3 separate regions of the Homo sapiens genome follow, and all the other regions are linked to region 1. The links are chromatin loops, found by intact Hi-C in ENCODE. Cell type or tissue: heart right ventricle. All regions are shown on one strand. Each heading gives the region's core, and the rest is flanking DNA. Links, peaks and the distances in the headings are about the cores only. Region 1 has its middle 79 kb from the start of SLC15A1. Region 2 overlaps DOCK9 (dedicator of cytokinesis 9). Region 3 overlaps IPO5 (importin 5).

Region 1 (10,626 bases), core at 1,032-9,031:
GCTGTTGAGTCCAAGATTTGCAGAGCTGGCAGGTTGGTGGCCCAGGGAAGAGGAGATGTTGCAGCTTGTGTCTGAAGACAGTCTGAAGGTAGGATTTCCTTTTTCCTCAGCGGACCTTAGTCTTTCTCTTCAGGCCTTCTGCTGATTGGATGGCCCCCCTCCCCCATTAGGAAGGATAATCTACTTTGCTCAAAGTCTGCTGATTTAAATGTTTAGCTCATATAAAAAAGACCTTCACGGCCACATTCTGGTGTTTCAGCAAATATTTAACCCAGCCAAGTTGACACATAAAACTAAGCATTACCCCTGTCAAACTTTCACTGTTTCCCAGTGGTATGGTATACACAATTATTACTTTGACGTATATAATTCCAAAGTATTTCATTTTTTAAATATTTAAATCTTTGCTTCATTTGGAACTTATTCTGAGTGCAGTGTGACCTATGGATCTAACTTCATTTTGCTCCAGGTTAACTATCCTACTTTCCTATCATCGTTTGTTGAAAAGTCCATGTTTTCTCCCACCAATTTGATATGACAGCTTTATCGAATTCTAAATTCCCATATGATTGCAGTTCATTTGGATCTTTATCTTCCATTCCATTTGCTTACTTGTCTTTTCATACACCTGTATTTCCTGTTTTAAGTAAAGAGGATGTAGACCATTGTCTTTGGGTCTCTTGCAGTTTTCCACATCTTGTGAGCTGAAGATGCCTTTGGTCCAGACTGTCTTTATGAGGATATTTAGATGGCAAACAGCCTTGAAAGATAGAGATGGTGGCTCCCTGAAGTGAAGGACAGGCACGCCTATGCCCACCGTAAAAGATTTGGCTTTCCTAGGCTCAGAGCTCCTTCCCTTAGTGTAATACACAGTACATGCCGGTGTCCCCTGGCCCATTCTATGTCACCTTATGGGAATCAGGGGCTGGGAAACCCACACAAGAAAATGTTGATAATGCGGACACGTGGCTTTCCCCAGGAATCTCATGTCTTCTACTGGCATCATGAAACTGTGCAGGGTAACTTGTTAGCTTGAGAGAGGACGAAACATCACACTCTCCACCATCCTTGATGCCTCATACAGTCGTCTCTCCTCGACGCTCTTCTTTTTAGTTTTCCTGACATTTTTCCATGTCTACTTGTCCCTGTAAACTTAGAATTATCTAGTTCCAAAATGAAATCAATCAATTGAAGAAACAAAAGCTTCCAGTATTTTTATATGGAGTGTGTTAACTTTACAAGTTGATTGAGGGAAAATCTGTCTTCGTTGTCGAATATTCTTCTTTTCCAGTCTCATGCTCGACTTTGTAATCTGGGTCCTTATTAATTACAACTGAATTATAGCCCTTCTAAGAATCAAATCTTGGATTTAGTTTTAAATAAGTGAAACCTTAGGATGAAGAGCATAATGGCCAAAATGTGGCCTGTCATTTAGCAGAACCTGGGCTCCATCTGAAAAGTGAGGCAATAACAGAGGCAATCCTGTAGGGCTACTGGGGAGACCACGTGCATGAAGGCATATGGGTCAGGCGTGAGGAGGGCTGGATAAATGGCAGCAACTGTTATTCTTATAACTGGTTCTTTGTTGTAATAGTGATCTTTCATCTCATTTGGTCCTAAAAGTCCCAGTTCTAACCATTGTAATATGTGCAAATCTGTACAGTGAGGAAAGTCAGAATAATTCTTGCAATATGGAAATATGATTTATTGGACTCCTGTTGAACACAAATTCATTAATTTGACTAATATGGTTATTATCATCTATAAATAAAATCATTTCCCTCAAATTTATCTTTTAATTGAAAAACATTTCACATTTCTCATGGAGGCCACTACTTAATCATTTTTACAGTGTAATGAGAATGAGAGCCCTGCTTATTCAGAGAGGGGTAGTAATTGATGGCTGTGTTCCCTAGCAGAACTATTATGCTAAATCTGGGTCATCCATCCTTGGAAATGTTTGGTTCATAGATTAAAACCGATAGAAGGCACTGCAATCTTCAGAGTTTTACTGGAATTTGGCAATTTGCTTCATTCTAAGATATATTTTTCAATTCCCAATATTTCATTTGGATACTAAGAGCCCTGCCTTTGAGGTCATAATCAAGTGACTGAGTGATTTCCATAATTACATGCTAATTTTTAAGGCCTAAATCTAAAAGCGCAAGGGGACGCCTGAGTTGTTAAGGGCAAACCACTGAGCACAGTAACCTCGTCCAGAGGCAGGAGCGAAACTCAGGCAAAGCCTGTGTGGGTCTCATGGAGAAGCCGGTGGGACTTAAGACACAGCGCCCTAGTCCAAAGACAATGCCCTCTCTTATCTGTGACCTGGACGCTCCCTCCCTGCTTCGAGTCTTCCTGCCTTCGCTTCAAGTTGTCCCGCCTTTCCAGATGGAACCAATGTACTTCTTACCTATATCATTGATGCCTCATGTCTCCCTAAATGTATAAAACCAAGCTGTGCCTTGACCGTCTTGGGCGCATGTTATCAGGACCTCCTGAGGCTGCGTCACAGGCGCGTCCTCAACCTTGGCAAAATAAACTTTCTAAATTAATTGAGGCCTGTCTCAGATGTTCTGGGTTCACAGTATGGACCACATTTTCTTTATCCAGTGTATCATTCATGGGCATTTGGGTTGATTCCCTGTCTTTGCTATTGTGAATAGTGCTGCGATGAACATATGTGTGCAGGTGTCCTTATAATAGAATGATTTATATTCCTTTGTCTACCCCTACTCTTAAACATAGAGCAGACAGCCAAGGGTCATAAGACATCGAATGAGATCTGCTATTTGAAAAACATACCAAAAAACAAGCACATCAGAAAAAAAGGCAACTTGGGGAAAATAGAGATTACGTAGGGTAAAAAAACTTCAAAATCCGTATGTCAACTGTCTGAAACTTCTAAGAGAAGACACTGTAATCAAGAAGTACAAGCTGGATACTATAATCAATAACAATTCAGGTAATTAAAAAGCCCTTTGGATTGAAGACTTGATGAAGGAAGTAAAAAATACATGAGAGAGCTTAGAGCATAGCTGAAGCAATCTCAAAGTAGAGGCTGGGCACGGTGGCTCACACCTGTAATCCCAGCACTTTGGGAGGCCAAGGCAGGTGGATCTCTTAAGGTCAGGAGTTCGAGACCAGCTTGGCCAACATGGTGAAACCCTGTCTCTACTAAAAATACAAAAAATTAGCTGGGTGCGTTGGCAAGCACCTGTAATCCCAGCTACTCGGGAGGCTGAGGCAGGAGAATGGCTTGAACCTGGGAGGTGGAGCTTGCAGTGAGCCGAGATCATGCCACTGTACTCCAGCCTGGAAGATAGAGTTAGACTGTCTCAAAAAAAAAAAAAAAAAAAAGTGAGAAAAAGAAGTAGGAGAGAAAGGATAAGAAAATTAGAGAGCTGGTCAAGGAGGACTAACCTCTAAATAACAGGAGTCCAGAGAGAACAGAGGAAGTGGAAGGGAGAAAATTAAAAATGAAAAATTCATAAAAATGTCCCACAATCAAAGGACATGAGTTTCCAGTTTGAAAGGGCCACTGGAGCATCAGCACAATGGTTAAAAATGGGCCCATGCCAGATATATCATCATGAAATTTCAAATTTCTAGAACCCAACAGATGATTCTACAAGCTTCTGGAGAGAAAAACATTCTTACACACAAGATCCATAACAATCAGAATGCCTTGGGCTTTTCAATAGCTGAAGCATTGAAAGCTGGAACAGTGGAGTGATACTTTCAAAATTGCCGGGGAACACTGGGCATGGTGGTGTATGCCTGTAGTCCCAGCTATTCAGGAGGCTGATGGGGGAGGATCGCTTGAGCTCAGGAGTTCTGGGCTGTAGTGTGCTATGCCAATCGGGTGTCCACGCTAAGTTCAGCATCAATATAGTGACCTCCTGGGGGTGGGGGACCACCAGATTGTCTAGGAAAGGGTGAATTGGCCCAGATTGGAACTGGAGCAGGTCAAAACTCCTATGCTGATCAATAGTGGGATCGTACTTGGGCATAGCCACTGCATGCCAGCCTGGGCAACATGGTGAGGGTCCATCTCTTTAAAAAAAATTACCAGGAAAAATGGTCTCCAGCTGGAATTCTATACACAGTCAAATGTCAAGCAAAAGAGAAGGGAGAATTCAAACATTTTCAGACCTGCAAGACCCTAGAAAAAGTTTACCTCCCCTATTACCTTTCTCAGGAAGTCACTACAGAAAAGTACCCCACCAAAAAAAGGGTCTTCTTTCTAAGTCAAGAAAGAAGATGATATGGGGTACAGGAGGTGACAAAGTGGTGAGATGAAGGGGACCCCAACATAGTTTTTTGTTTTGTTTTGTTTTTTGTTTTTTAACCCAAACCAAAAATGGTCAATACCCAACATAGTTTTAGAAGGATTTCTCTGAATTCTGCTGTACAATGGGCCTCCAGGTTGGAGTCCTTCAAAAGGTTCTTCAAATACTGAAATTAATAGAATACTCATCAGAGTTGACTAAAATATCAGCCTTCATTACTCTCTGCCTCCCTACTCTCTTTGTTTCTGCTTTGTGACACTTATCCACACCTGACGTTAGACTCTCTGTCAGTTTATCTGGCCTACATCCGTGCCTAGAAAATAGTAATGCTTACTAAATATTTGTTGAATGAATGAATAGATGAGGACATATGTAAAATAATGCAAACCCTGGCATGTAGGAAGTGCTTTGTCAATGTGAATTTCTTTCCTGAATTTCTCCTAATTCAGGTAAAGCCCGTTGCTTCCACAAGATGTCTGGTGCCATCTGGAGGAATTGCGATCCCTGCTGGAATCCCTACCTGAGTCCAGACAGACTGTAAGTCCGCTATGGCCAGTCCCAAGATTGAAACTTCTAGAAATACAAATACTCAGTTTCGGACAGGCCTTCTGATGTGTACGCACAAAAAATTCCTAATTTCTGACATTGAGAAAAGCCTTTTGTTGCCATGTTTTCCTACAAATGTGCTTTCCTGCCATCTTGTGGCCAATCTGGGGAACTTGCAAACAGTTTGCCCGGACCTCACTCAGTCTAAAGAAAAGCTCCGGGAGCTGGGCTTGCCCAGAGCCATTTGGCAAAGCACCTGTGGTCATTTGACCACACCCTGGGGCCATCCGGCTTCTCAGACGCCCATGTTTTCGAAACAGGAAGCCACTGAGGTCACTGCTCTGTTTGGTGGCTTCTGCTGGGGACAGCTGAGAGAAGTGCCTGACCTTTGTCCTCCCATTTAGACACAGCCCCACTATTAACCCTGTCATGGTTGGACCCCAAGGATTTGCTCTGAGCATTCCGTGAACACCTGCAAACTCCTTGAGGGCAGGGCTTTATCTATGTTTTACCCCCAGTGTATCATACAGCATTGAACACATAGTAGGTGCTTACTAAATAAATGTTGTTGAAGAGATACTATCATTGGAGCATCTAAGAGCACTTCAATGAGCCAAGTCCAAGCACTTTACATAGATTGTCTTATTAAATTAAAGTGACCAACTCATCCTGTTTGGCCAAGGACTGTCCTGAGAATCCTCTCAGTCCTGGACCAACGAGGGCAGTTGTTCGGTCCCCTTAATGCAAATTCTGGCAACACCTCTCTGACATTGACACTACCATTATCCCCATATTTCAGAGAGAGGACTGAGGCTCAGAATTCTAAGAACTTGCCCATTATCACACAGGTCCTAAGAGCTCCCTACTTAGGGACTTAAATCCAAATCTTGGACTCTGCGACCTCCGTTCTCACCACCGTTCTGTGCTATTCCCTGAGAGGCAGCGCAGGTCCTTGCGTCGCAGATGGGGCTGCCTGTCTCCAAGGCCTTCCCTGCTCCTATGACAGTGGAGGTGTGAAGGGGATTGGAAGTGTCCTCGAGTTCTTTCTGAAGAAACACATCAGGCAAATAACAGATTTATAAAGGTGAGCTGAGGGGCGGTGGGGAGAGAGAGAGGGAGAGACAGAAAACATGCTCTTCTTAGCAATTCCACCTTGATATGATTACAGACTGGAAGTCTATACCTAGACTAGTTAACCAGGAAGGCAGATGGGAACTTGGATTTCCTACTTCCCAACTGTGGTTTCTGTTTCAATCACAGACTACTGCAGTCACCTCTCTGTTGGAAACAAACATTGACTCTCTGCTTCCTCCCAAGGTGCAGGCACTCTCAGAATTCGAGAGAACAGAGGCACAGGAAAGCCATCATCAAGCTTGGGTTTGTCTCTGTCACTTACAGAGTTGTAGGATCTCGAGCAAGTTATTGAACCACAGTGTGCCTCAGTTTCCTCATCTGTGGCATGAGGATGCTGATATGCTTACCTCCAAGGGCTGCTCAGGGTATTAAATGAATAAAATGCTCAAAGCCCTTAGAACAGGCCATGCTGAAAGTAGCAAATATCTTTCTCTTGTCTCCCACATTTCATCTGTCAGAGAATCCTGTTGGCTCCATCAACCTCCAAAGTATATCCAGAATCCCACCACTTCTCACCACCACACTGCCACCTACCTAGCCAGAGCCACCCTCCTGGAAGGTCACTTGGGAACCTGCATGGACACTTGGCCCCTTTCAGTTTATTCTTTTTTTTTTTTTTTTTTTTTTTGAGACGGAGTCTCGCTCTGTCGCCCAGGCTGGAGTGCAGTGGTGCGATCGTGGCTCACCACTGCTCCGAACTCCTTGGCTCAAGGAATCCTCCTACCTCAGCTTCCTGAGGAGCTGGGATCACAGATGTGTGCCACCATACCTGGCTAATGTTTAAATTTTTTGTAGAGATGCGGTCTCCCTATGTTTCCCAGGCTGGTCTCCAACTTCTAGGCTCCAAGTAATCCACCTGCCTCAGCCTCCCAAGTACCCAAGTGGCTGGGACTACAGACGCGCCACCACGCCCAGATCACTTTATTCTTAAGACAGTAGCTAGAGGGGTCCTGCCACACAGCAGTCACGTGACTTCTAGGCTCAAAACCCTCTGTAGACATCTCAAAAGCCCAGGCTTTCACCCTGGCCTGCCCAACATGAAAGACACACCCTTTCTCTCCGCCCTCAGCAACTCGCTCCCCTCACTCCCCTGATCCTGTGTGCTGACCTCTCGCTCTCCCTCCTTCCCCCTCCCCACATCCTGTATGCCGGCCTCTCGCTCCCCTCACTCCCCTGATCCTGTGTGCTGGGCTCTGGCTCTCCCTCACTCCCCCTGATCCTGTGTGCTGGCCTCTCAAAGACACCAGGCATGCCCCGCCTCCGGCCTTTGCACGGCTGCCCCTCTGCCAGGCACTCTCTGCCCTCACCTTGTTGAAGTGGCTGCTCACATGCCACCATCCCAGGAAGCGCCCTCTGACCATCCTTTTCAGTCACAACCTCTGTCCCTCTGCTCTATTTTTTTTTTTTTAGATCCATGGCACCCAACACCTCCTACTATACCACATCATTTTCCATAATTTCCTTATTCAGCCCATTTGTTGCTTATGGTTCATCGGCTGCTGCGAGAATGCGAGTGTGCACAGAGGCAGGGGTCTGGCTTCTTTTTGTTCTGGGAGGTATCCCACCTGCCTGGCATGTGTCTGCCCTTGGTGCATGCTCGGTAAGCATGGGTAGAACAACTAGCACAGGGCAAGGGCTCACCCAGGGGCCTTTCTTGGCACCACAAGGGCCTTACCCCAACCCTGGGAAGCGGGCACTGTCTTTATTTTACAAATGGTGACGTTGACGCCTCCAGCGGCCTGCCCAAGCTCACAGCTCAAGGAAGGGAAGAACCAGGAGCATGATGTGTTTCCACCCTCGCCCTGCAGTCTCGCTGCAGCCCCACCCTCCCGAAAGCACGCGTTCACCCAGGCTGCAGGGTCTCTCCCTGTGTCCGCTTCTTGCCAGCACCTGCCTGCTGCCCGACCCCTCCCGCCTGCAGGCAATTTGCCCGTCTCCACTTGCCAGAGGCACCTCCCAGGCCACACCACAGAAAGCCTGCACACTCCGATTTACCTCCATGTCCCGTGTTGGTCACTGCTGTGGTTTGGGAGCCACCGCCCTCTGCTACTGACTTGGTGCCTTCCTGGACCTCCCTAGTGGGCTCATCTGTTTCATCTTTCTGTACACTCATTAGGGAAGATGGGCACACACACACAAGCACCCACGCACGCACGCACGCACGCACACTCTCTCGCTCCTGCTGTAGGTCCTTAGCAACTAACGACTAGTTGTGCCTGTTAGTAGCTGGGTGGGACTTATTCCAGATCCTTTCCAGGTTTGTAAATCAAATCAAGGACCTGAGTCAGACTCCGGACTTACTGAAGTTCAACCTTCCTGAAGACGAAAACAGGCTGAGCAGCATGGATGGCAAGGCCGTCTCTGCCCCAAGGCACCAGCTGGCGGACAGGATCTCGGTTCCATCTACCAGCCACTGCAAAGCAGGGACATGTGTGTCAACCGGGCCCTGGGACAGGTGGTCTGGGCCTCCCCTCTCTTCCCTGTGGTGATGGGGACAGGGAACTTTGTAGGAGAAACCTACGAAATGGAAACTGTGAAGGGAAATGCTTTTTTTTTTTTTTTTTTTTTAATGAGATGGAGTTTCACTCTTGTTGACCAGCCTGGAGGGCAGTGGGGCGATCTCGGCTCACTGTAACCTCCACCTCCTGGGTTCAAGTGATTCTCTTGCCCCAGCCTCCTGAGTATCTGGGATTACAGGTGCCTGCCACCATGCCTGGCTAATTTTTGTATTTTTAGTAGAGATGGGGTTTTGCCATGTTGGCCAGGCTGGTCTCGAACTCCTGGCCTTGGGTGATCAGCCCACCTTGGCCTCCCAAAGCGCTGGGACTACAGGCATGGGCCACCGTGTCCAGCTGGGAAATGCTTTCCTTGACTCAGTGCTAGGAGTAGGATGGCCCCAAGCACAAAGGGCTGCTTAGTCAATCCTCTGACTGCCAGAAGGTACAAAGCTCTTAGAGCCTGACATGGTTTGGATGTGTGTCCCCTCCAAATCTCAGGTTAACTGTGATCCCCAGTGCTGGAGGTGGGGCCCAGTGGGAGGTGTTTGGGTCATGGGGGTGGGTCCCTCCTGAATGATTTTGTGCCATCCCCTTGGTGATGAGTTGTCGCTCCGTTAGTTCACATAAGACCGGGTTGTTTAAAAGTCTGGGATCCCCCCACTCTCTCTCATTCCCACTCTTGCCATGTGATGGGCCTGCTTCGGCTCTGCCTTCCGCCGTGGTTGTAAGCTTCCAGGGGCCTCGCTAGAAGCCAAGCAGAGGTTGGTGCCATGCCTGTACAGCCTGCTGAACGGTGAGCCAAATAAAACTCTTTTCTTTATAAATTACTCAGTCTCAAGTATTCCTTTATAATAACACAAAAGCGGACTATGAATAATACAGGGCCCCACGCTGGCCTCCAGAACATTCAGCCCTTAGAAATGCATGGCTTTTTGTTCCAGGCGCGCCAGAACAGCACCCCACCAGATTCGCTTCCCGTGGCTTTTGAGTCTTAAACATATCTACGGCGTCTAGGAGCCTCATTAGAACAAACCAGACATTACATCAAATGAAAACCCCAGTGGTTCTGAATCACCAGATGTTAGCAGGAGGCGAGATGAAAAGCCACAGTCCTCTCGCAGCAGCTGCTGGAGGTGGCTGTGTCCTTGCTGATGGACCTGGAGGTGGCTGTGTCCTTGCTGATGGACCTGGAGGTGGCTGTATCCTTGCTGATAGACCCGAGATACCTGGAGACCCAGGCTCACTCCCTGCTCACTGCCTCAGATCAGGGCTGGAGACAGAAACCCGGACACACAGGACCCTCTTGAGAAAGCCCAGGAGCCCTCAACATCACAGGACACAGGCAAGTGGAAGGAGAATGGCTTTTTCGTTTCTCACACTCTGGTGGCCTCTGGGGTGAGGGGGAGTGGGGAGTTAGTGTGGAATGCGGACAGAGTTCCTGTTTTGCAAAATGAAAAAAGTTCTGGAGATGGATGGTGGCCATGATGAAAAAGTTCTGGAGATGGATGGTGGCCATGATGAAAAAGTTCTGGAGATGGATGGTGGCCATGGTCCTCCAGCAATGAGGATGTTCTTCATGCCACTCAACTGCAGACTTAAAAACTGGTTCAAATGGTAATGTTACCTTATCTTTATTTTGTCATAATTTTATTTTTTGAGACATTCTCACTTTGTTGCCCAGGCTGCAGCACAGTGACACAATCCTGGCTCACTACAACCTTCGTCTCTCGGGTTCAAGCGATTCTCCTGCCTCAGCCTCCTGAGTAGCTGGGATTACAGGCGCCCACCACCAGGCTTGGCTCATTTTTTGTATTTTTAGTAGAGACGGGGTTTCACCATGTTGGGCAGGCTGGTCTCGAACTCCTGACCTCAGGTGATCTGCCCGCCTCAGCCTCCCAAAGTGCTGGGATTACAGGCGTGAGCCACCACACCTGGTCTGTATTTTGCCATAATTTTAAAATAAATAAATGGAGGAGCCTGCCCCTTCTTGCTGCCCTGTGCTGTAGGCCCATGGACTTCCATGCTCGCCTTTCCTCTCCTTCGCTGTTTCTGGCCACTCCTTTTTCTGTGGCTTTTACTCCCTCTGCCCCTAAGCCGGCTGCCCCTCCAGGTGAGATGCTGGCCTACTGTGTGGTGAGTTTCAGAGCTAATCACCA
Region 2 (8,000 bases), core at 1-8,000, 170 kb after region 1:
CAGCATCCAGTAATGCCAGAGAGTGCACCATACATTCGCCCACCTCCCAGCTGGGGGGAGGTGAGCTTTAAACAGGAAACATTTTTTGCATGCAGGCATATAAACCTGCACAGAGATCACCTTAGCTCTAGAAGCTCAATCTTCCTTGGGTGTCTCAGGGATCAGGCCCTTTGCCACAGGACCAGTGAGGAGCAAACACAGGTAACAGTGCTACTGTCAACCTGGAATTCACATCTGAACTCCTACTACCTTCCCATTCTGAGACTGGAGGCCAGATATTTAGAGATCCAGGAATAGTGACAAATACTCTTCTTTACAACTCTTTTTTTTTTTTTTTTTTTTTTTTTTAGACGAAGTCTTGCTCTGTTGCCAGGCTGGAGTGCAGTGGCGAGATCTTGGCTCACTGCAACCTCCGCCTCCTGGGTTCAAGCGATTCCCCTGCCTTAGCCTCCCGTAGCTGGGACTACAAGCGCACGCCACCATGCCTGGCTATTTTTTTGCATTTTAGTAGAGATGGGGTTTCACCATGTTGGCCAGAATGGTCTCGATCTCCTGACCTCGTGATCCGCCTGCCTTGGCCTCCCAAAGTGCTGGGATTACAGGTGTGAGCCACTTCACCAGGCCCCTCTTCTTTACTATTAAGCAAGCAACTTGAAGGGGGCTGAATTAGAACTGCAGGCTGTTCAGTTGTTCAGTAAGGAAACCGTCACTGTTCTCACAGGTGCCACTCAGACTGCACTTGTGCCCCGTGTGCCTGTAGCTCACCCCATGATACTGCTCTGCAGCTCCAGAATTTTCTGCTTATTTACCTGGTGGGGCACAGGAGGAGAGGGGAAGAAGGTGTTGCTGCTGCTGTTCTGAACTTAATGATTCATGTTTGAGACTGATACAGGTGTGCATGGCCAGATATTCACTTTTAAAACCTTCCTTGCCTATTTACTAAGAATTTTTAACTAAAAATACCCAAAAGAAAAGAGAGGCTCCGAAGCTTCTTTCATGTTTCTAGTAGAGGCACTGTGATGTTCAGGTCTCACACCCAGAGTTTCTGATCCAGTGGGTCTGGGGAGTGGCCCAAGGATTTCCATTTCTCACATGCTCCCAGGGCTGCAGTGGCTGCTGGCCCGGATACCACACTCTGAGAGCCCCTGTAGTAGAGGCTCCAGGTAATGAGGCGCTTCTACCCCGAGCTCATTTTCTTTAAGCTCTCATTTCCCAGTCTCTCAACTGGGCTCCTAGTAATGAGTTTCATGGGGACAAGAGAGGGGTGGCGGCTAAGGAGAGTAAAGGTATATAATAATAAAGGGACACGATGTCAGGAAAACTCTCATTATTCTTCCTAATAAAGGAATGTGCTTTATGAGTAGTGGAGACAAGTAAAGCAGAGAATGACTTGGGTCCTATTTCCCAAACACCCTTGCAAATAAGCAAACTGTTCCAATATTTATGGCATATAAACACTCATTCAATTTCTCCTTTCTATGCTAGAAATGGAAGTAATCATTTAGCAAGAATGAGAAGTATTGGGTTCCTAAAAACAGGAGAGTGGCTGAAGAGTCCATCTCCACCTACTTGAATATTATTTGCTAAAACTTAAAAACAAGACAAAAAAAAAACCCCTTTCATTTTCTATCTCCAAAACGTTTTTATCATTTAATGCAGTAACAGATAAAAAACTGAAAACATGTGTCTGTGTTTATTGCTCCTTTCTACATAAAAATCTAATTAAACGCTATAACATTTGGATATATTTAAAGATATTCAAGGCAGAAATGCCTGATTAGGTGCCTATATTCACCATCCTCAAGGTTCGAGCCAAGAGTTAACTGCCTCCAGAGACCGTGTTTCCACCATACCCAAGCGCGCAGCACACACTGACCAGTTAAATTTTATTTCAGGGCATTCAAGCCATTCACTGTGGAATGATTTCATTAAAGGAATTTAAAGATTAATGGTTTCCTTACAGGGACAAAAATAATTGCTGAAGTAAAAATGCAACATAGTAAGTTTGTGCTCACTGAGCTTACCAAGCAGAATGAATGTGAAAGGTAAAACTAGAACCACGAACAGCAAATTGATACAAACCTTAAACGCCAATGTAAATAGAGAAAGCGTGTCCAGAGCTGTCAGGCAAACCTCAGTAGCAATGTTGGCTTCAAGTAATGACTGGTGCAGAACATCTGCGTCCGAGTGGCCATAGCCTGCATGAATTACAACACAAGATTACTGCCCAGTGGTTCAGAAGGCAAGGCTGGCAGGATGCGGTAGGCACAGTCAACTTTTGATTATTCAGAAGGCCCACTTTGGGACCTTGTCTCTGTGTTTGCCTTTTTTTTGGGGTGGGGGGCGGGGTGGGAGGGGGAAGGAAGGGAGAAAGTAGTAATAATGTTTCAATACAATTATAACTTTTTTCCCACTCTGAAAGGGCAATAACCACAGCAAACATTTATTATGCACTTGCTGTGTACCAGCCACGATTCTATGAACTTTACACATATTCTCTCATTTAATCCCTCAACAGCCCTGTGAAGTATGAAGATTGTTGAACCCTTGGTGGAGATAAGGAAATGAAGGCACAGAAAGGCTAAACTTGTCTAAAGTCATACAGGTAGTAAACAGTGGAGACAGGACTTGGACCAAGACAGGCATTGATCGATTCTGCTATCCAGCAGGAGTGCTGGCAGAGGCTAAGATTTCCAAAGCTTCCCATGTAGACGGAGGCAGCAGCACAACGCAGGTTAAGAAAATGAGCCTGAGATCAGGCTGCTGGTCACTGAGTCCCACTCTGCCACTCACCAGCTGTGTGGCCTTGGCAAGTTATTTGGCCCCTTTATAACCTCAGCTGCCTCATCTGTAGAATGGGGATAATACAGTATCTACCTCAAAGGGTTGTGGTAAGGATTAAATTTGTTAATATTTGTGAAGCTCTTGGAACAGTGCCTGGCACACATTGAGCGCTATGGAGGTGTTAAGTCAATAACTTCAGGAGCTATGTTATCAGCAAGCTCGTGAATGATAATCAAGAGTTGACTGCGCTGTGCATAGTATTCTACTTGCTTTAAGAAAAAGCATAAAAGCCAACATGTCTGAAAGAAATGTTTAGAAAAAGAAAAGGACTTGAAGAATCTGTCATTTAAACTTAGCTTAGTCACACCTAATTTAAATACAAACGGATATCTTCTATATGTGGCAAAATCAGTTTAGTACTGATATAAATGCAATTTGACATACAAGTTGAGATTAAATTATGAAATGGTATGCATTAGCAGAAATACATATAGGGATGCAAAGATGTTACAGTATTGATCTAGATTACAAAGAAAGATGGCAATATAATAAAACACCATGTAATGTCTTTCTCCAAGGAGCAAAATTAAAGCGACGCCTCATTACTTAAGTAATTTTCCTAATACTCCAGAGAGGAGGACATTTTGTACATAGATCAAGAAAATGAAGTACAGAAAACCTAGGGAATGTTCTTGAGACCAGTAATGGGAAAAAAACAGAATCTACACTCCAAATTCCTTATCCAGGTCACTGTATCATAGTACATATTATTGGGAGAAAATCAAGTAACTAGCATGACATCATTCTGACTCAAATGTCAGAATTATAGAGTGGTTTTTAAAAGGCTACAGAAGAGCTTTAAAAGCTACAGAAGTGCTTTTTAAAATATGATAGAAATGCTGTTGTGTGCTTTTATCCAATGCTGCTTTGCTTTTACAAAGGTGGTGCTGAGATCCTGTTGTGGATCACATCACTTCCACTCTGCAGCACAGCCAACGTCTCTCCAAATTTAGTGAGGATCTGTAACACATCTCGCACCATGCTAGTTCTATTTCATTTTTTGCTTTTGGGGTACGAAATCTCCCAGAGAAAATAAAGGTGGATATGTTGGGGTACTAATGTTACTTGTACTGCCATGATGGTAATCCAAGGCATGACTTTATTCAGCGAGGTTGTTTGGTAAGATACAGAGACAATGAAAGAGGAAAACAAACAGGTCGATGATGACTGTTAAAGTGATCACATACTGTGGTAAGAGGGCACACACAAGAAATACAACACCTGTTATCAGACCAACCAAAATGATCATACAGGTCCAAGGGATCCTTTCCTGAGGGCTGCCATTTGCCCCGAATGAGTTTTTGTCTGGGTTCAATTTTAACAAGGAACTGGCTTTATTTTAATTCCTTTCTCTGCAAAGAACTGTCCTTTTCTTGGTCTAGATCACCAACAGGTGAAGTGCATCTAGGTGATGATTACCAATGAGATGGCCTGAAGAACTCCCATAGAATTTAACTACTCCTGGCTGAAAGCCTGCAACAATTAAAAATTAGAATTTGGCCATGTGCTGTTTTAAAACATACCATCAATGGACTATGCTAATTAAGTTATTATATAATTATGTATACACATATGGAAACATGGTACTGGGAAATGTTATTACACCATCTACTCTCCTTTAGAGTCAGATTCATACAGACATCGGTACGCTTGCCTGAGTCATACAGGAATCTAAAAGAAATGGTCCTTTTAGCCACATATTGTTATGCTTTGCTTTTCCTCCAACTGTTTCATCTAAAAAATCAGCAGGATTCCTGAGCTAGAGCTATTTTTTTAAATCCCTAAAAATAATTGGCAGCATAGAGAGGCTGAACCAGTCACAGAGACTGAGACTGTCTCAAGGCCTGGAACAGAGCTGTGCAGGAGGAGGACTTGAATCAACAATCACCATGGTATAGACCAACACAGGAAAATGAAGCTGAGCTAGTAAATCCAAGAAGAGGCAGAGAAATTATTTAAACTAAGGGTTGGCAATGTTTTGAAAGCTGATTAAGCAGCTTTTGACCCGGGCAAGTAAGGAGTGCGGTGTGAAGCACACTGATTTCCACTAGGGGGCCGTGGTGCCTGGGGCCCTGCACTGATTCGCTCCAGCCAGGCTCTTCAGGGACAGAGCTGCAGGACTTCTGCAGGGACGTGCTATCTCTGACACACATGCCCCGGGATGCTTTACGGTCCTTCGGATTCACTGCTCAAATTTATACAATTTTCATTCTGTTGTCATTCTGACAAGACTTATTCTAAAGCCCCCAAATCTTTCAAATACTCTGGGGCCACAGATGAAATTTGTCTACACTGAATTAACCTAACCCTGTTCTACAAACTCACGTTACCTGCATAGTTCAAATGAATAATGCTGACACATCGGCGAACCTCCTCCCTCCCCACCACCATGACATCAGAGGTAATGTGGTGGGCAGGACAGAAGCCTGAGGCCACATGCCTTTTCTGAATACCAGAGGACATTTGGGATAGAAGAGTAGGTCAGAGACGTATTCCTATAGGGGGCACTTCCATGTTGATAGCCACCTTCACTCTTTATGCAACCAAAATTCTTGTTCGTATTTTGACTTTTTTCCCCTCTAGCCCATAACATGAATCCAGAAACACAGTAAGTCTTATGAGAAAATATAAATACCAAATAACAAGGAATTTTCTTGCTGAAAGAACTCTCCAAATGTAGAAGACCTAGTCTCCTAGATACCTATTAACTCATGGCATATGGTTTTATTGAGTTCAAACATTTTTGCAAAATATCAAACTGATCAATATCTACACAATCTATTATTCATTTCCATCCAATTTTTATTGCTAAAGAGGTTTTCCTCACAGACTGGCAAAGAGTAGAGAATAGAATAAATAGTGATACCCCAAGGTAAAATTTATATCATTTGATATCTGCCCTTTGATCCACAGACAAAAAAAACAAATATGCTCAGAATGCCTTGTGGAGACACGGGCTGTAATCTAAGAGTTTATGCTTCAGGAGGTAGGCGTCATACCATCAGCTTTCTCTTCCCTGTGTCTTTTTTAAACCTAATGTTGAGTTGCATCTGAAAGTGGGACCTCATATGAAGTAAAGGCCCCAAGTGAAAATACTTGGTTTAAACATACCACACATCTTAAAATCCTCTGTAAGGATATTACAAATGACTGACTTTAAACATACACTGTATCAGACCTGCTCACCTCTGAGACCCCATCAATTGCAAGAAATACCAATCAATGACAGACTACCATATCCAGTGTAATGTGTAAGATATACCCAACTTTGGAAATACTAGAAAGTGTGCAAAAATGTGCCTCAGAATCAAGGAAACATATCTCAGAATCAAGGAAATAAGTGTCTTGTTTATGAACAAAATTTTTTTTTTTTTTTTTTTTTTGGAGACGAAGTCTCGCTTTGTCACCCAGGCTGGAGTGCAGCGGCATGATCTCGGCTCACTGTAACCTCCACCTCCTGGGTTCAAGCAATTCTCCTGCCTCAACCTCCTGAGTAGCTGGGATTACAGGCATGCACCACCATGCCCAGATTTTTCTGCATTATTATTATTATTATTATTTGTTTTTAGTAGAGACGGGGTTTCACCATGTTGTCCAGGCTGGTTTCGAACTCCTGACTTCAAGTGATCTGCCTGTCTCAGCCTCCCAAAGTGCTGAGATTACAGGCATGAGCCACCATGCCTGGCCACAAACATTTATTTACTATTTTGAGTATATGTTTAAAGCATCCAAGCACATTTTATCCAATTTTAAAGATATATTATCCATGCTTTAAAACTTTTGGAAAATATTTTAACTCAGAGATGTCTACATTCTCTGTATTTTTCATATTAATTCAATATGATGTACAGTAAAGGAATTTAATGATCACCTATATTCATTTTCCTGCTTGTGCTTTAGGTAACAAAGACATTTCGGAGTTAAATGGGGCCTGACAAGCCACGCCATCCAACTCCTCATGGCATGCTTAAGTGACCTGGACAATACCCCAGCTGGGCCTCCTCCAGTCTGTTTGCACAGCTCCAGCTGCAGGTGTCCACATGAACTTCACAGGCAGCTCAGCACATGCCACTCAAGGCCAGTTCAGTTAGAAAATACTTTCTGATTCTGATCTGAAATATTATCTGCAACTTGACCCAGTAATCTTTAACTGCCTTTTAGATCAAATTATATGAAATCCAGATTTTCTTTTCATGCTGCTACCTCTTGGCTGGTGTTCCCTGCATTATACCAGTGGAAAATATGAATTATGCAAATGAACTTGATGTATTCCTAGAACAACACGACATCAAAGTAAACATAGTGTTATTTTATATATATTTTGCAAATGCACCACTTATTTTCAAACACATTTCACTAAGTTTTCACCTCATAATGTGGTTTATAGACATGCACATATATACACATATGCATGTTCATGTACCTACAGTGTACCCTCTCTTTGTGGTTTTGTGCTATCACTCTCAATTTTTTATTTGACACAAATCTCTTCCACTGATACACAATGAGCACAAATTACACTAAATATGTCAAGGCCTAAGTGTTCTAAAGTTTATTTTCCATACACCTGAGTGATGGCCTAAACAACAAACCTGTCTTTTAAGGGTGTTTTTCAAATAGCTAAGACTACTTGGCCATCACGGGATTTGGGCATGGGGATTTGCTATTCTACTTCCTATCAAAATTAAAGAGTAAAGACAGGTTCTTGCTGGAGTTCCATGTGCAGTGCGTGTGGTGCCTTCTTCCATGTCCTGTTACCAGTGGTGATGGGGACAGACCTACAAAGGATTCCGTTTCCCATGGGCCTCTGCTGCTCCCTGCTGGTCAAGCTGAGTTCTGACAAAGCCTTTCCTACTCTACAGAAATAGCGGAAATGAACAATGCAGATGTACAGGGACTCTTCCTATTTTTATTCTCTTCTGAAATAAAATCATTTTGGACTCCTGGGGTTCCCTGGCAACTTTCTCACATATTGGATCTATGTCATATTGGTTGGCCCAACAGAAGGTATTGTATTTGTTGTTAAATGGGATTTTTTTTAAAGACATATGGCCATAAATTTCCCAAAAAATACCCAGGTAGAGATGAAAACAAACATGTACATATATATAAAACACACACACAAACATGTTCATGTACATACAGTATGCACTCCC
Region 3 (10,626 bases), core at 1,510-9,509, 650 kb before region 1:
TTCTTCTGGAGAGCCACAAGCAGGAAGAGCAGCGCTGTGTTGCAGAATGGAGTTTCCATGGATTTCTACCAGACCACTGAAGGAGTTCCTGGAAGCCCTGCGGTAGCTAGCACTGAAGACTATTTTTCTATTGGTATAACCCGCCCACCTGAAGGGGAAAGGGAAATCAAATTAATTTTTCTCGTTAGACATAAGGAAATTTAAGGAAAAACAGCTTTAAGAACAGTTACTCAGCGTAGATGTGTGTTCACACAAATTGCTCTGCATTCAGTGTTCATTGTGAATTGGGAGTGTGAGTCTTTCTGTAGGGTAGAAAGAAGCCTCCTACCCAGCAAACCAGTAGACCCAAAAGTTGAAAAAAACTGATGACAGACAACAAGCATGAAGATGGCATATTTGATGTCACTTTGGTTCTTTTTCCCAGAAGGCTTATACAGTGACTCAGTCGGGAAGCTTTCCAGCTTCCAGCCCTTGAATGTGAAGTGTCATTGGCATGTCTGGCAGTAGTCTCTCATTCACTCCTCAATAAACAACATTGAATACAAAAGAGGCTTGTGTAAAAACTCAGTACTGTCTGGCTTGGATTCATTTCATGTTTTTAATATAAGAATGATCTAATATTTTTTTAAAGTAATAGCTATCAGTAATAGCTGAGTGTTTTTTCCCCTAATATTTTCCTTGTGCAATTCAGACTTAAGCATCGAGTTTTTACCATCTTCCACTTTAAGCTAAGTTATGATACCTATTCCATTCACAATTGGTGTTCTTTTTAAGGTTTGCAAATTTCAGCCAATTTTGTAGCTAAGATTGTTCTGATCAGCTCAAAAAGATTTGGCTTAGTGTTTTCATTGCAAATTATAATTGCTGTAGAGCCACACACAACTTTTGAACTTTTAATTATAAGTGTTATGGCTAAAGTTATTTACTGAAAATTTCAGTAAAATGTGTGAATGTTTCTTTATGTATTAACCTCATAGCAGTAAATGACTTGCTGTTGTTTAATTTTTCTAAGGCATCTTAATAGACTTCTGTTGAAAACTTCAGTGTTAACATTTTTATAGTTTGTACTAAATTTAACCGTGATATAAAAATGAATTTTATGCATAGATCAGAATTTTAAATTAAAGGTTTTTTCTTTAAATGATTTGTATTACTTTATTAAAACTAAATCTGAAATGGAATAGAAAATAGAATGGATTACATACAGATGGTTTCCTTGTTAGCAGATGCCCTTCAAATATATTTTACGTTTGCAGCACAACACCATTGCCCGGAGGCTTCCGAATCTAGCAAAGCAGCATATTAAATGACTCCACCTGCGCAGTCCTTGTGTTCAGTGGATGAATACCTGTGGGCTCTTGTAATGTGTGGTAATATTTGGAGCTTTATAGCCTGTATTCCTTGGGAGAAAAAAATGGGAATTGGAGTAAAAAGTGTGTCAAGACAACCCCTTTCTGCTTTCTTATGTAGCATCTGCAAAGCCGATTCATGTACTGATGCCAATCAGCTAGAGCAATGTAGGCTTTTTTTAATTTAAATTATTACTACACTTTATTACTACACTTGCAGAAAAGAAACATGTTAAAATCATGGCACACCTGCAGAATTTCAGATGACAGTGTGGTCAGAAGATGTTTTTTGGGAGAACCTAGTGTTTGCTGGGCACTATGCTAAGCACTTTGGGAGCAAGAACCTCCTACCTTCCAGTTTAAACACTAGTGGTATTGTCAGATGCCGTTAGTATCTGAGATGTACTTACAGCAGGGTTCTAAGAGCTCTGAAAGAAGCGCTCTGTTAGATGCAGACTGGCAGCATCCTCCTTGATAAAAGCAGAAAAGCAAAGAGGTAATTGGAGTTGAATCAAGTTAATAGGGAAGGTTGGTAGTAAATGCTGTTAGTGTGACATGATTCTGAAACCCAGAGCTCAGAACTAACTGTGAGATGTACCATGAACTAACAATTCTTTGAAAGGACCTGCAGAAGCATTTTTAATACCTCATTCTGTCTATGCAAGATGAAAATCCATGGAGTTTTTTCTTGGCTTTTGTACCAAATTTAGGGGTCTTGCATGTCAGCAAGTGATATATATTGTTTATAAATGCAAGCTATTTCTGGAGGGGAAAAATGTGTGTGGCTCTTACGTTTTCTGGGAATTTTGTAACAAGTTACACGCACAAGTGTTAGAAACTTTGGCATAACTCAATTTGGAGTATTTTTTAAATGCTGTATCTTTAAAGAAAAGTAAAATTGTCTTAAATCTAATTGACACTTCTGTAATGAGAGGCAACCTTATAACTCTGGAGTTGTAGTTTGACAGAACCATCAGTAAAGACATAAGCAAATAAATGGTCTTGGTGCACCTGGTCTGATAATAAATAAGGGGGGTGCTTACTTACAGTCTTGCAAGCATTATATTTTTATGATCTAATCTTTTGAGTGAGTGCCTGTTTAAGCAACGTGAAAGGCTAAGGAGCTAGCTAAATGTTTTAATAACTGCTTCATTCTGCCTAGGAGGATTGTTGGGTCAGTTTTCTCTGCTGCACAGAAATCACTTTGCAGGTCGGGCGCGGTGGCTCACGCCTGTAATCCCAGCACTTTGGGAGGCCAAGGCAGGCGGATCACCTGAGGTCAGGAGTTGGAGACCAGCCTGGCCAACATGGTGAAACCACATCTCTACTAAAAATACAAAAAGTAGCCAGGTGTGGTGGCAGGCACCTGTAATCATAGCTACTCCAGAGGCCGAGGCAGGAGAATCACTTGAACCTGGGAGGCAGAGGTTGCAGTGAGCCGAGATTGTGCCATTGCACTCCAGCCTGGGCAACTGGGTGAGACTCCATCTCAAATAAAAATAAAAAAAAAAAAACGAAATCACTTTGCTTCTCTTAACCTTCTTTGCCACAAAAGATTAACAGCCAAAACCTGCCATGTTTGCTATTCCTAAGCAGATTTTCTTTCTCGGCCCTAAAAGTATGAGTACCACTATTAGAAGAAGAAAGTGAATGATCCACAATGTATGCACATCACACTTGGGAGGAAGCATGAATATTTATTTCCAGCACTTGGAACTTCTGAATGGTGGTGCTGAGGAGCAGGGGTTAATTCTAACAACATCCTGCCCTAGACTTAAACCCTTTTTTCCCCACACAGCTGTAACCCTTACAGTGTATGCCAGACAACATTTGGGCTGATTATTTCTATGTATTTATTATATTTGGATGAATACAAACATTTTAAAGATAAATTATAGCTATATTATTCACTTCTCAATGAATCCAAAAGTGGTACAATATAATTTTTTGTAAAACATTACAAAAAATTTTTTCTAAATTCCACTAAGGCAGCAGAGTATAATTATGAAATCTGTTCTTTCATGATTCAGGAGCTTTCATTGTGTATTTCCTTTTGATTGATCTATCATTTCTGTCCTCTTGACTAGCATTCAGATTGTAATGGAAACCAGAATAGTGCCACTTGATATGAATCAGAAATTAGTTCCCCTATTTCCCCTAAAAGTTTTGTAACAGATGGGTAGAAAATGTAAGAGTTTGGATCAGCCCGACAACTTGCTCCTGTGATCCTAAGGTGCACCATAAAAGACCATGGTGCTGTATGGTTAAGACCAGAGGTTGGCAAATGTGTTCTCTAAGTTCGAGATAGTAAATATTTTAGCACTCGTCACCGAACAAGTATGTGTTTGCAAGTTATAGGGTCTCACAAACTGCTTAGCCGTTGCAGTGCGAAAGCAGTCATGGACCATAGTAAACAAACGGGTTTGGCTGTATCCCAGTGAAACTTGACAAAAGAGGCTAGCCATAGCTGCTGACCTCTGAATCAAATCACTGTGTCAGTTAAAAAATCCCAGTCTACCATGTACTCAGCTTACCTAACCTCTGTATGCCTTAGTTTCCTTCTCTGTAAAATGGGAACAATAATAGTACATACCTTATAGAGGGTTCAGATGGATTTAGAAGCCAGGCACATTAAGCATTAGCTATCAGAATTACACCTAAATTCTATTAATACTTACAGATAATTTAAGCAAACTTTTTTTTTTTTTTTTTTTTTGAGATGGAGTCTCCCTCTGTCACCAGGCTGGAGTGCAGTGGCGCGATCTCGGATCACTGCAACCTCTGCCTCCCAGGTTCAAGTGAGATGCCTCCCAGGTTCAAGTGATTCTCGTGCCACAGCTTCCCGAGTAGCTGGGACTACAGGTGTGAGCCACCATGCCCAGCTAATGTTTGTATTTTTAGTAGAGACAGGGTTTCACCATGTTGGTGAGGATGGTCTCTTGACCTCGTGATCTGCCTGCCTCGGCCTCCCAAAGTGATGGGATTACAGGTGTGAGCCACGGTGCCCAGCTGCAAACTTTTTTTTTTTTTCAAGTTCTCTAATCAGCCTTGGCATTAGGAGGAAGCCTAGAAAGTTGTGGAAAATATTGGGAAACTTTGCAAAGTCAGTGAAGTTGTGCCATAAACGTGGTGTATGTGGACTATTTTACTTTCTTGACACTGTGATTCTGGTGTTTGAAGATGCCTGATCTGCATAAGACATGGCCCTAAATGCACCCATTGCCTCATCTGGAGCTCCACCCTAAAAAGCAGCAGTCTGTCCCTGTTTGGAGAAGACATTCAGTTTGCTGCAAGAGCTGGTTTGTTCGGTACACTGAACTGTAGGTCACCAGGGACTTTTGCCCCCATGCTCACATGAATCTGGCATCTATGTAGGATGAGATCACTGTCAAGGCCATTGTACAGGAGTGGACAGCTGGAAAGCTTTGCCCCCTGGGGTCACACTTCCTGCCTGGCTGTGGCCCCTTGCGGGAGCTCCTTAATCTCTTACATAAAGTTAACGGCTACCACACAGGGTTGTTGTAAGGCTTAATATATGTATAAAGCACCTAGAGCAGTGCCTAGCATTGTAGATTTGATATTATGAGTACACATGCTGAAGAGATGGAAGTACATTTGGATAGCATTTCTTTTTGTTAGTGTCAACCTAAAAGAGGATCTCAAAAAGAAAACGTTTATTTGGGAGTAGAGCATTGCAATGGGAATGTACATGCCATCATAGATGATGAGTATATTGAGGGAAAAAAAGGTTTTTGTGGGTTTTTTTGGTTTTGTTTAATTTTGTGATGACAGAGTCTCCCTATGTTACCCAGACTGCTCTTGAACTCCTGGGCTCAAGTAGTCCTGCTTCAGCTTCCCAAAGTGCTGAGATTACAGGCGAAAAGAGAAAGGTTTATAAAGGAAGAAATGAGGATTACATCGTTGTTTTGAGATAATTATCCCTGACTGCACAGGTCAGTAACAAGGGTGATGCCAGTCCAAGGTTGACAAGCAGTTGGATGTGTGCTTGCAGAAGTATTTTTTGTGTGAGGTTGCAAAGGCCTTTGTGCAAAGTTGTGATTTTTGTGGTCTTTGTCATCATGCGTACAAACATGAGAACCCTCTATGACCTTTCTAGCTGTTTGTCCGGGTGTTCTTAACATTAGTGACTCCTTTTTTTTTTGAGACGGAGTCTTGCTCTGTCACCCAGGCTGGAGTGCAGTGGCGCAATCTTGGCTCACGGTAACCCCCACCTCCCGGGTTCAAGTGATTCTCCTGCCCCAGCCTCGTGAGTAGCTGGGATTACAGGCATGTGCCGCCATGCCCGGCTAATTTTTGTATTTTTAGTAGAGACGGGGTTTCACTGTGTTGTCCAGGCTGATCTCGAACTTCCAACATCAGATGATCCAGCTACCTTGACCTCCCAAAGTGCTGGGAGTACAGAGTGAGCCACCGAGTCTGGCCTAGTGACTGACTCCATTTTGATTCTGACAATTTTCAAATTAGTTACCTATGGCATAAAACATGCAAACCATGGAAAACGGAAGTACTTGCTAATCAAGAATTTGATTGACTTTTATTAAGCTATTGACCAAAACTACGTTAGGCTTGCATAATAAAGGGCTGAGTAAAACACATGGTCTCTGCTACAGGGGACACATCATTAAGGAAAAGTAAAGGGTGCACTGGGTGTACCCTTTGATGAAGAAATCAAAGAAGTAAATTCACTTAATATTGCAAATAGGATGTGCATTGAGCTGCCTCAGTTTCAGCATTATAGCAAACTGCACCAAAGATAAAAATACATGTGCTCCTGGTCATTGAGAAATCCCTCCCCAGGTGATGCATTTTCCAGCCTTGCTACTCACAATTGGTTGTTCTTGGGCTGCTGCAGAGGTGACCCAGAGTGGGGCATTTGTGACCAGACAGGTCACCGGATGTGCTCCCTTGGAGGGTGAAGGAGCCAGACAGGCAAGCAGGAAGTTTTGGTCTCCCAAACTGCCTTACACCCAAACCCAGATCCTTCCTAGGGGCAGTATTGCTATGAGATAGTCCCCTTTCAATTAACTGACAATTGGGTTGGCAATGAAGAAAACCTGCCAGATTATTTGTAGCCATTTAGAAAGTTGGCCCCAACCCCCAGAGCAGTTACTGTCTTGTTTCATCCGTTCCTAGAAATCTCCTAATGGGGTATGTGGTCTTGTTTGGTGTGTCTGTTTCTGTCCCGAGTGTGCTGCTGCTGCTTAATCACACTCCTGAATTTTCTCAAATCTTCTATGATTTAGGGATTAACTGGCATGTTTTATCTAGTTTTAAGAATTTAGCCAGCCGGCCCAGTGGCTAATGCCTGTCATCCCAGCACTTTGGGAGACCAAGGTGGGTGGATCACAAGGTCAAGAGTTCGAGGCCACCCTGGCCAATATGGTGAAACCCCCGTCTCTACTAAAAATACAAAAATTAGCTGGGCGTGGCGGGAGGCCAAGGCAGGAGAATTTCTTGAACCTAGGAGGCGGAGGTTGCAGTGAGCCAAGATCACCACTGCACTCCAGCCTGGGTGACAGAGCGAGACCCCGTCTCAAACAAAAAAAAAGAATTTAGCCATTGAGGCTGGGCGCAGTGGCTCACACCTGTAATCGCAACATTTTGGGAAGCTGAGGTAGGTGAATCATTTGAGCCCAGGAGTTCAAGACCAGCCTAGGCAACATGGAGAAACCCCATCTCTACTAAAAATGCAAAAAAAAATAGGCATGGTCGTTCAGGTGTGTAGTCCCAGCTACTTGGGAGGCTAAGGTGGTAGGATAGCTTGAGCCTGGGAGGCTGAAGCTGCACTGAGCCATGATTGCATCACTGCACTCCAGCCTGGGTGACAGAGTGAGACCCTGTCTCAAAAAAAAAAAAAAAAGCCATTTAAATAAAGTCCCTTTTGATTAAGAAATATTGAAAGTGAAAATATTTAAGCAGTTAGGACCCTATTGCATTTTCTAATTTGAAAAAGAATGTACAGTTTATTACTGAAGGGTCAAAGAAGATAGATGTGTTTGAAGAAAAATATAGCCCATCACTATCTTGAGTGTTCTCCAATTGGTTCTCATGGGAAAAGGCTGCCATTATTACAAATGGTCAATAGCCAAAAAACAAAGGCTCACATTGTAGCTGATATTTCAAGAAGAATAAAAATACAAAACAGCAACACTAATGTGGAGACTGGCGATGGGCAGAGACCTCCTTCTGGAAGGAAATTAATGAAATGCCTACATGTCTTTCTGATGGGTAGGAACTATTCTAAGAAACCAACTGCCCACCTGGTTAACCCAACCTGAATTCTTTAACCAGACATTATATAAGTCAACAATGAGGCCGGGCGCGGTGGCTCACGCCTGTAATCCCAGCACTTTGGGAGGCCGAGGCGGGCGGATCACGAGGTCAGGAGATCAGGACCATCCTGGCTAACACAGTGAAACCCCGTCTCTACTAAAAATACAAAAAATTAGCCGGGCGTGGTGGCAGGCGCCTATAGTCCCAGCTACTTGGGAGCCTGAGGCAGGAGAATGGCGTGAACCCGGGAGGCGGAGCTTGCAGTGAGCCGAGATCGCGCCACTGCACTACAGCCTGGGCGACAGACAGAGCAAGACTCCGTCTCAAAAAAAAAAAAAAAAAAAAAAAGTCAACAATGATTAACTACATTTATTTTTTGCCTCTAAAATATCTCTACAACAAAATCTTTGAAATTTAAGTAAATTTATAACACTCTTGACTAAATTATCTGAAAAGGGTTTTTTTTAAAACGTCCTCCCATAAGGAAAGATGATCAATTCTTATGTATCGTTCTAGGGATATAAATATTCAGGAGGCTTTTCAGAATAAAAGTTAAATCATTTTAGCTGGGAATTCTCAAAATTTAACCCTGTTAAAGATGAAAGTTGGCGGGGCGCGGTGGCTCACGCCTGTAATCCCAGCACTTTGGGAGGCCAAGGCGGGTGGATCACGAAGTCAGGAGATCGAGACCATCCTAGCTAACATGGTGAAACCCCGTCTCTACTAAAAAAAAATACAAAAAAAAAAAAAGATGGAAGTTAAATATCTTTTGCCCTTTTCAATAAATGACAACCTATAAATTAGTATGGCCAGTGCTGGTGATCATCAAAATGTTGAGAATAGCATCACCATACTGAGTTAGAACCTCATTTCATCTTAAACTAAGTGGCATTGGGCCAAGTCTCCTTTAGTACAATTCAGCATATGAAGTTCTATTCTCATTGGGGAGCATATTTTCAAGTATGCGTTTTTATAAATTATAACAATTGCTTATTTTTTTAAATGTAATAACATTGTTCTGTTTTTAACATTTATTTTATGGTTACCTTCTATTTATGACAAATGAGTCAGGCTCGGTGGCTCATCCCTGTAGCCCTGTAGTCCCAGCATTTTGGGAGGCTGAGGTGGGAGGATTGCTTGAGCCCAGGAGTTCCAGGCTGCAGTAAGCTATGATTGTACCACTGCACTCCAGCCTGGGTGACAGAGTGAGACTCTTGTCTCCAAAACAAAAACAAATACCAGTTTTTCGTTTGTAGTAATGATTTAAAATTTTCTTTTCAAACACTTCAAAAAAAATAAAAGTCAGTGAGTTGATTTATTTTTAATGTAATGTAAACAGAGCTACAGTTCTGAGGACGTGGCAAAAATCATGCAGATGATACTGATGATGGAAGTTCAGGAAATCCTTTTTCTTGGCGGAGGGTAGCCATGCAAATATGTCTCTCAGAAGTTTTGTTCTACTTAGTTTAAAGAGATACAATGACTCTGTGGGACTGGATGAACAAGGCTCAGTCAGCAAGAAGAATCTGTCTCTGCCAACTCTCCCCATTAAACAGTAACTTCCCACCCACCACCCAGGCTCCTGGCAGCCCCCATTCTACTTTCTGTCTCTGTGAGTTTGCCTACTCCAGATACCTCGCGTTAAGTGGAAGCATACGGTATCTGTCTCTTCGTGTCTGCCTTATTTCACGCAGCATTATGTCCTCAAGGTTCATCCTGTTACAGGATGGGTCAGAACTTTCTTTTTAAGGCTGAATATGTTGCCTCTCTTTTATTTTTCTCTCTCTCTCTCATCCTTCTAACATCTGTATGACCAGTTTGCTCTATTAAATCCCTGTTTGAAATACCTAGTATGGTCTCTGTTTTTCTGATTAAATCTTGACAGATACTAAATGTACACAACAATTTATTTAGTGTATTCGATGTGTATATTTTTATGAGTAAATTAATAAGAAAAATACATTTTTTACTCTGTGATCCTCAGTTTTGACAAGTTAAACATTCCTTAACATACTCGTAAGAAGAAAACAATGTATTCAAGGAGGAAATGTTCATTTAATATTTTCAAGAAATGAATTCATTATAACAAGTTTTAGTTAATCAGTTCATTTGGTGAATTCAGATCATGGATAGTGGGCAAATCGATCTTTTAGTAACATAGCTTTTGGCAAATTAATGTTTGGTAAATTGGCCCCACTATTCTCTTTCACCCCAGCCTGGCTCAAAAGTCATTTCTTTTGTTGTTGTTCTTTTTTTTTTTTTTTTTTTTTGAGATGGAGTCTTGCTTTGTCACCCAGGCTGGAGTGCAGTGGCACAATCTCGGCTCACTGCAACCTCCGCCTCCCAGATTCAAGTGATTCTCCTGCCTCAGCCTTCCAACTAGCTGGAACTACAGGCACATGCCGCCACGCCCAGCTTATTTTTTATACTTTAGTAGAGACGGGGTTTCACCATGTTGCCCAGGCTGGTCTCGAACTTCTGAGCTCAGGCAATCTGCCCACCTCGGCCTCTCAGAGTGCTAGGATTACAGGCGTGAGCCACCGCGCCTGGCCCCAGCCTGAATTTGAATTGCATGTATATTCTCTATTTCCAAATCTCTGGATTTGGAAAGTGGACTTAACATCATTTTCTGCCTCAGTTCACTCATTGGGAAATGGAGAAACGCCTCCTTGGTATGGTTGCTGAGAGAATTGAGTGTGGACAGGAATGCAGAAGGCCTGGGAACCACGGGCAGACGCCCTGTGCTGTGCTGAGCCAGCAGAAGGCCTGCCTGGCCCTTGTACCTTACATCTCCATTCCCTTAAGAAAAGGAGAGTTTCGCAATTTCTAAAAATTAGCATCTACGGTGTCTACTAAGTTATTTTATCTCAGAACAAAAATGTAACAGAAAGGTTGATAGTGTACACAGTAAAATAATAAATGGAATTTGTGGTGACTGATTTATACTGTGATTATCTTAAAACCTAAGAACATTATATTTTAA

What was found. Hi-C counts contacts between places; a loop is a spot of excess contacts. Peaks named below come from ENCODE experiments on the same cell type or tissue, not always from the same donor. Only the 100,000 strongest peaks of a DNase experiment are listed, where the experiment ranks them.
Region 2: it touches region 1 in a loop (11-fold over the local background); 42 of 110 quality-filtered maps call a loop at or near these places.
Region 3: a loop joins it to region 1, with 2.8 times the contacts of the local background. A loop is called at or near these places in 26 of 110 quality-filtered maps.

Annotation. Positions count from the first base shown.
Region 1 is chr13:98,668,221-98,678,846 of GRCh38, forward strand. It overlaps the pseudogene RN7SL60P. Among named protein-coding and RNA genes, the nearest start is that of SLC15A1, 79 kb to the right of the region's middle. In heart right ventricle, for the core only: a CTCF peak has its summit at 4,993 (motif pointing left); a DNase peak (open chromatin) is centred at 5,131; H3K4me3 peaks cover 328 bases; H3K27ac peaks cover 906 bases.
Region 2 is chr13:98,835,412-98,843,411 of GRCh38, forward strand. DOCK9 (dedicator of cytokinesis 9) reads right to left here. Exons shown (of 53, transcript NM_001366683.2): 39 at 2,083-2,198. Among named protein-coding and RNA genes, the nearest start is that of DOCK9-AS1, 7.3 kb to the left of the region's middle. In heart right ventricle, for the core only: CTCF peaks have their summits at 4,882 (motif pointing right), 5,085 and 7,667 (motif pointing left); DNase peaks (open chromatin) are centred at 4,900 and 7,630; H3K27ac peaks cover 239 bases.
Region 3 is chr13:98,021,938-98,032,563 of GRCh38, forward strand. IPO5 (importin 5) reads left to right here. Exons shown (of 29, transcript NM_002271.6): 29 at 1-2,359. Among named protein-coding and RNA genes, the nearest start is that of IPO5, 74 kb to the left of the region's middle. In heart right ventricle, for the core only: no CTCF peak of the experiment used is centred there; a DNase peak (open chromatin) is centred at 4,663.